Linked DNA regions of Homo sapiens: region 1 is linked to region 2. A link is a contact called in ENCODE Hi-C or POLR2A ChIA-PET data. All regions are on one chromosome and are shown on one strand. The core of a region is the stretch at or near the end of the contact, and the rest is flanking DNA. Distances in the headings are between cores, read along the strand shown.

What was found. A loop is a pair of places that touch in the nucleus more often than their neighbours do. ChIA-PET counts read pairs that join two places held with the same protein, here RNA polymerase II (POLR2A). Pooled maps may share reads with other maps.
Region 1: a loop to region 2 is called in a pooled map, with 2.3 times the contacts of the local background. The contact joins the enhancer-like site here to the promoter of RFESD in region 2. A Hi-C loop is called at or near these places in 4 of 50 pooled maps. POLR2A ChIA-PET finds 5 or more read pairs at or near these places in 2 of 52 experiments (WTC11 and naive thymus-derived CD4-positive, alpha-beta T cell).

The regions. Positions count from the first base shown.
Region 1 is chr5:96,066,825-96,070,312 of GRCh38, reverse strand. All of the region lies in intron 1 of LOC101929710 (a long non-coding RNA gene), which reads right to left. All of the region lies in intron 1 of LOC105379096 (a long non-coding RNA gene), which reads left to right. It also overlaps a transcript of CAST not described here. Among named protein-coding and RNA genes, the nearest start is that of MIR583, 11 kb to the left of the region's middle. Within about 2 kb of position 2,177, at least 6 of the 41 ENCODE cell types and tissues checked have a DNase peak (open chromatin) inside an H3K27ac peak, as active enhancers do.
Region 2 is chr5:95,644,670-95,648,063 of GRCh38, reverse strand. RFESD (Rieske Fe-S domain containing) reads right to left here and starts at 1,287. Exons shown (of 6, transcript NM_001131066.2): 1 at 1,247-1,287.

The sequences.
Region 1 (3,488 bases), core at 928-3,427, 420 kb before region 2:
AAGATGCTTACATAAATAAACAACTATAAATCAAGTTATGAGCCTTGTGGTAGGTTCCATAGCAGTTATAAACAAAGGGCTTTGGAAATGGAGAGGAAGGAATAATTACTTGACTAGGGATAGTGAGATTAATATTTAAATCATGAAACTTTAAGTGAAGTATATTACCCTCATAATGTTGTTGGGCCTCATCCAATCATTTGAGGGCTTTAATAGAATAAAGGCTGAGAATAAAGGCTGACCTTCCCTAAGGAAGAGAGAATTATGTCTCCAGACTGTCTTCAGACTTAAGCTTCAACCTCAACACTTCCCTGGTTTATTTTTGTAGAGACAGGGTCTTGCTTTGTTGGCCAAGCTAGTCTCAAACTCCTGGCTTCAAGCGATCCTCTCACATCGCCCACCCAAAGTGCTGAGATTACAGGTGTGAACCATCATGCCTGGCTTGCATAATTTGGATTTGCCAATCTCCGCATCTACATGAGCCAAATCCTTAAAACAAATCAAGATAGATAGGCTGGGTGTGGTGGCTCATGCCTGTAATCCCAGCGCATTGGGAAGTGAAGGCAGGAGGATTGCTTTAGGCCTGGAGTTCAAGACCAGCCTAGGCAACACAGCAAGACCTCCCTCTCTACAAAAAAAAAAAAAAAAAAAAAAAAAGTTTAATTACCCAGATGTAGTGGCACACACCTGTAGGGCTAGTTATTCTGAAGGCTGAGATGGAAGGACCACTTGAGCCCAGGAGTGAAGGCTACCGTGAGCTACGATTGCACCACTGCACTCCAGCCTGGGTGACAGAGCAAGACCCTGTCTCTTAAAATTTTTTAATTAAAAAAAGATAGATGGATAGATAGATACACACACACTATTGGGGCATGTGCATGTATGCACATACACACACACATAGACACACACACACACACACACACATAGACACACACACACACACACACACACACATACATACACACATGCTTTCCAGTCTCCACAATCACATAAGCCAGTTTCTTAAAATAAATCTTAAATTCTTAAAATACACATATATTTGTGTATATATGTGTAATATAAACATATTTTATATACATACACACATATATATGTATATATACACACCTGTCTTCCCATGTGTATGTATACATATATACATACACCAATGTATACATATATACATACAGCTCTTGGTTTACATGTATACATACATGAAGACGGAATCAACAGGATGTGTGTGTATGTGTATACATATATATACACATCTGTATATACACATACACACACATACACACATATACATCTGGTTATACACATGCACATATATACATATATACATCCGTATATACACATACATACACGCATACATCCTGTCGATTTTGTCTTCATGTATGTATACATGTAAACCAAGAGCCATATGTAAAAATGTATACATTGGTGTATGTATATATGTATATATACACACAGGAAGACAGGTGTGTGTATATATATACATATGTGTGTGTGTATATATAAAATATATTTTATACATATACACACATGTGTATATATTTAAGTTAAATATATGCATATATGTATTTACATACACATTTACTATGCATATGTATATAAATATGTAAATTAATATACATATATGTTTAATTATATATACATGAACAATTAAAAATTAACTGGGCATGTGCATACATACACATATTATACACACACACACACACACACACACACACACACACATAATCCTATTGGTTCTGTTTCTCTGAAGAACCCTGACTAATACAGGGTTCCTTACTAGTCCAGTGGGTGGGTTCCCATATCAGATGTTTAGTAACTGCTCCATGAATGGATGGAGCTGGAAGGGAATATGGAGCAGGAGAAGTTGAAAAATGTGAGGCAGTAGGGCACAGGGACCAGGAGTCAGGGTAAAGTTCTAGCGGGGTGGAGCATGATTCTCAAGGTGAGACTTCAAGAATCCTGCTTCTTATTCCGTTTTCCTAGACAAGACCCAAGACAGACACTGTTCATTCAGTAATAGAGATAATATATAAGGCCAGAGGTTCTTTTGGCTAGATCTCTAAGAGACCAGGGTTCAGACAGGGTAATGGTGAAGAAATTCCCAAGCAATGAGTCAGGGCCCAGGAAATGCTTCTGCCTGACTAAAATGATGACAGGATCGTTATCAAGATGTGTCTAGATGTGCACGTAAGTTATGAAGCGTAGGCCAGCCATGACCCTCTGTCCTTCCCACCTGTGCCGCCTACATCTTCCCTCACACTCTCTCCCTGACACCTTTATTCCCAGAGATGCTCTTTACCTCTGACTGCCTTTCCCCAGCTAGAGTGGCCTGTCAGCTGCTGTGGGTTCCTGGCATTGCCCAGCCAGGGCTGCATTTAAAAGCCATTTCACTCTCTAGTCTGTGCAAATACAGGAACTGTGTAAGCAAGTTTTTTTTTTTTTTAAGGGAAAACTATAAAATGTGGACAGTAAATTACATTGCTGTTTTTCCCCTCCCAGTGCAAAATGGCAGGCTGTTAAGTGGTTTGGAGCTAAGTCAGTGTTTCAGATTAAAGGGAGTCAAATCTAAACCTCACATTACTTCAAGAGCATGAAAAAGATATAGCCTTAAATAGTCCCTATAACTGACAGAGGGAAAGGAGGCTGATTGTCAGTTATTACTGCTAATTTTGTATTTGCAGATAGGTGGAAGGTCTCTGGATCTTTTTAAGCACAGGTATGCCCATTTTAAACTAGGCCAATTTAGGAAAACCTAGTCTAGCAAATCAGAAAGTTTAGCAAGTGATTCTTCACATTTCAAAGAATTCTTCACTTCGAAAGCAATTAAGACCATCTCTATGATTAGTAATGGTTTAAAAGTCTGCCACAAATGTATTCCTAATGATCCATCAGAAAAGTATTTCCCTTACTGAAGGGCCCTGGTAATTATTTAGAGACTATAATGAGCCATATCCACATTGCATTATTTAAAACATGTATTTACTGGAAGACTATATTTGACAAAGGATTTCCTACACCTATAAAATTGGCCCCACTGTCAGATTAAATTGTAAAAGGAAAATAAAAAGAAAATACAGAATATAACCTTAAGCACAAGATTGCTTGAAATTCAAATATAATACCCCTATTACCTATTTTTACATGGCATTAACTTTAAACAAAGGATTGAGTACCTGACATTATAGGAACCTGAATATAAATTTGTTTATCCCACAGATGTAGTTTTATTGCTTACTATATGTAAAGCACTGTGTTATCCCCTAAAGTAGATAGAAAATGAAGGTGATGCTTTCCCTCCAAGAAAACTGGAGAAATAAGGCATAAATATGAATCACTTAAGAAATAACAGGGCTGGGTGCAGTGACTTAACACCTGTAATTCCAGCACTTTGGGAGGCTGAGGCTGGAGGATCAACTGAAGCCAGGAGTTTGGGACCAGCCTGGGCAACATACTAAGACCCCATCTCTACAAAAAAAAAAATTTTGTTAACT
Region 2 (3,394 bases), core at 38-2,537:
CTTGAACCATGACTAAGATGCTTTTACCAAGTGTGGAAACTTTGCCTACACATTATCAGAATGCTTATCTCAAGTATGACACCCTTGCTTTTACATGCAGGGAAGAGAAATGCCTTAGAGAGTAGTTTTGGTATCTCTCTGAATGGCAGAATAATAACAGATAAAACTAGCTGTCCTTTAGTAAATGCCTACTGCTTGGACCCTTTGAATATAATAGTTCATTAGTCTTCACAAAACCGCCAACGGGTAGGCATTAGTTTTATTCAGGTAGCACCCACGTTTTTATAAAAACATGAGGCTTGCAAGTAAACTATCCTGAAGACACAGAAACCTTTTAGCAAAGCAAATATGTATATTGGTGATATATATAGTATTGATATTTATATTTGTCACCAAAGATGGTCCTGAATTAAAAAAAAAAAGGAACGCTAATGTGCAACAGCTATGTTCACGAATGTTTACAATTGAACGCTTGCCCAATAATTTTATATAAAGTCACAGAGCTGCTCTGGAAATCAGCACCATCGTATGATGTTGAATTGTGATCACGAGTGAGCTAGACCTGGGTTTGCATCCCAGTTCTGCGTGATTTGGGGCAAGTTGCTTAACTTCGCTGTGCTGCAGTTTCTTTTACTTTAAGAAGGGCCCGCCACATAGGGGTGTGGGTAAAGCACATAAATGCTTTAACACATGTCAAATGTTTAGAGCAGGCCTAACCGCAGAAAACGCTCACAGCGCGTTAGCTGGCACCTCTAAGGTCCATCCAGCTCTGGCAGTTATCCTGCCTAACTTCAAGTTGTGTTTAACATTTCGGTAAAGACCGCCTGCAGTTCTGAGACTGCACGTGGCTGTCCAGGTGCTGCAAATTCTCGACACAGACTCCAGGAGGCGAGTATCTCCAGGACGGCCGGGGCTGCGGAAGCCCTGGAGCAGCTTCTATACTTTAGAGCTTTCATGGCACAAATGCCATGAAAGCTTGTTAAAAACGACCCGCGTACCCCCCTTAGGTGGCAGGTCTCAGGTGTGGCCCAAGTTTCAAGGTGAACAAGCTCGGTGAGTCTCCTGTGCCTGGGCGGAAGCCCGCCTTGGCGGGTTAACCGTTAACTAACGCTGAACCAAAACCCAAGAGGGCCTCAGGCCCCGCAGCGGCGCGGCCACAGCCGGAATGAGGAGTCCACGCCCGCAGCCCAGCCGGAAGCAGCTGGTCCCGCCAGCCCGCCCCCTGCGCGGCGAGAACAGAACTTACTGTCCCCGAGTCCTCGCTCCGCCTCCGCGTGACGCTACTGCACGAGCCAGAGCTCCAGACGTGCGCGGCGCCTCGACGGGGGCGGGGCGAGGCCGTCCACGTGACCCAAGAAGGCCCGCCCCCGGGACCGCCTCTATGGCATTGCCGGCAGATGACCCTGGTTGATAGAGATCTCTGGCCAACAGCGCCGCGCCAGCACCTTCAAACTGGCAGGCATACTCGTGTACTTGACAAATGTGGATAGCATCAGTTTACTTTTTAGTTGTTTGTTGATCTCATTACATTTATTCAAATTTTAGATGCGCCCAGCGACTTCATTCAGTTATTTACCCTATAAAAATATTTGCAGAAGGTCGTCGCGATGCTGGTAACCCATGTATAAGGATGTTAAGGCCGGGCGCGGTGGTTCACGCCTGTAATCCCAGTACTTTGGGAGGCCGAGGCGGGCGAATCACCTGAGGTCGGGAGTTTGAGACCAGCCTGACCAACATGGAGAAACCCCATCTCTACTAAAAATACAAAATTAGCCGGGCGTGGTGGCCCAGGCCTGTAATCGCAGGTACTCAGGAGGCTGAGGCAGGAGAATCGCTTTGAATCCAGGAGGCAGAGGTTGCGGTGAGCCGAGATCGCGCCGTTGCACTCCAGCCTGGACAACACGAGCGAAACTCCATCTCAAAAAAAAAAAAAATGTTTATTGCTGTGAAGTAGTGAAAATAGCTGAAGTGATAACACGGAGGAATGGTTCAATAAAACACAGCACAACAGTACAGACATGTGAATTACTTCGTAGCTGTGTACTGTATACTCAAAGGACAGGCCCATCATGTAATGAATATTAAAGGCAAAGCGTAGAATACTATATATGGTGTCCTCTCTTTAATGTAAACAATTATTTTTTGAAATACAAACATGCAGGTATGTACATAAACTTTTTCTCGAAAAATCAAAAGAAACAATAGTGGTTGCTTTGGGAGGAGATGGAGAGTTTTCACTTTCATATTATGAACTTTGCAATTTTGCTTTTTTCTCATTGTACTTCCCTGAATTGACAACAACAACAACAAAGAAAACCACCAAAACCCTCATATTTGTGTTCCGAGCTGGGAAACTAGATGAGCCTAAGTTTTTAATTTCCTTGACTACTTTCCAGTGCAGTGATTCTTAACCCTGGCTATGCCTTAGAGTCGCTTGGGAGTTTTGAAAAGTCGTAATGCCCAGTCTGTATGCCAGACCAACAAAATAAAACACAGATTATTTGGGGTGGGAAGGGAGTGGGCAGATTCAATGTATGTTTTTAACTTCCTGAGTGATTCCAGTGTGAACCCAAGGTTGAACACTACAACTTGTATTTAGTATGGTGACATAGTGATCTCAGGCTCTAGGGTGGCCCAATGAACTGGGGCAGCCGAAACCCAGGAACTTTGTCCATTTACCTCAGTGTGCTATATAAATGCCATTTTTTAAATGAGCCTCAACATGTAAGAAGTTGAATAGCTCAGAATAATTTGTTTCCAGTGCTAGTTTCTTCTGTTTTTTTTCTCTTCAATACAGTTTTATGGTGATCAATAATATTTTATTGGGTCATTTCCCTTTTGGCCATTTTTTTCACTGACCCAAACACAAATTAACTATCTAGTTTTGATGTATCAGTTATCAAAGATATAAAATATATTTTGATTTATTGTAATTTCCATTATCTGTTAGTCATCCCAAATGATTTTATTGGCACATGGAAGGTGTTAGTAGTCCCCAGCTTGTCATCGAAGGATTAAATAAGGTTTGCCATTTTAGAAATCCTTTTTTGCTTTGTCATATTCTGGGCATTAAAAAAGGACACATCTTAGATCCATCGACCTTAAATTTGATATTGAATAAACTGAAGACCTCAGTAGTTATACATGCATATACACACAAGTAGGATGAAAGAAGAGAAACTTTCTTTTATCTCTACCAAAAGTATTCATATGGTTAGTCATGTGATGTTTGGAAAGCTATAATGGAGGTCAGAATAAACTACCCTTCTCCACTTCCCAAGTGCACACACACACAAATGCACAAAACCATTCACACACAGGCATGCACATTAGGTAACAGCAAGAACCCATCCAGTCTATTTGGAAGTCATTATTGTTCAGAATAAAGTTCATA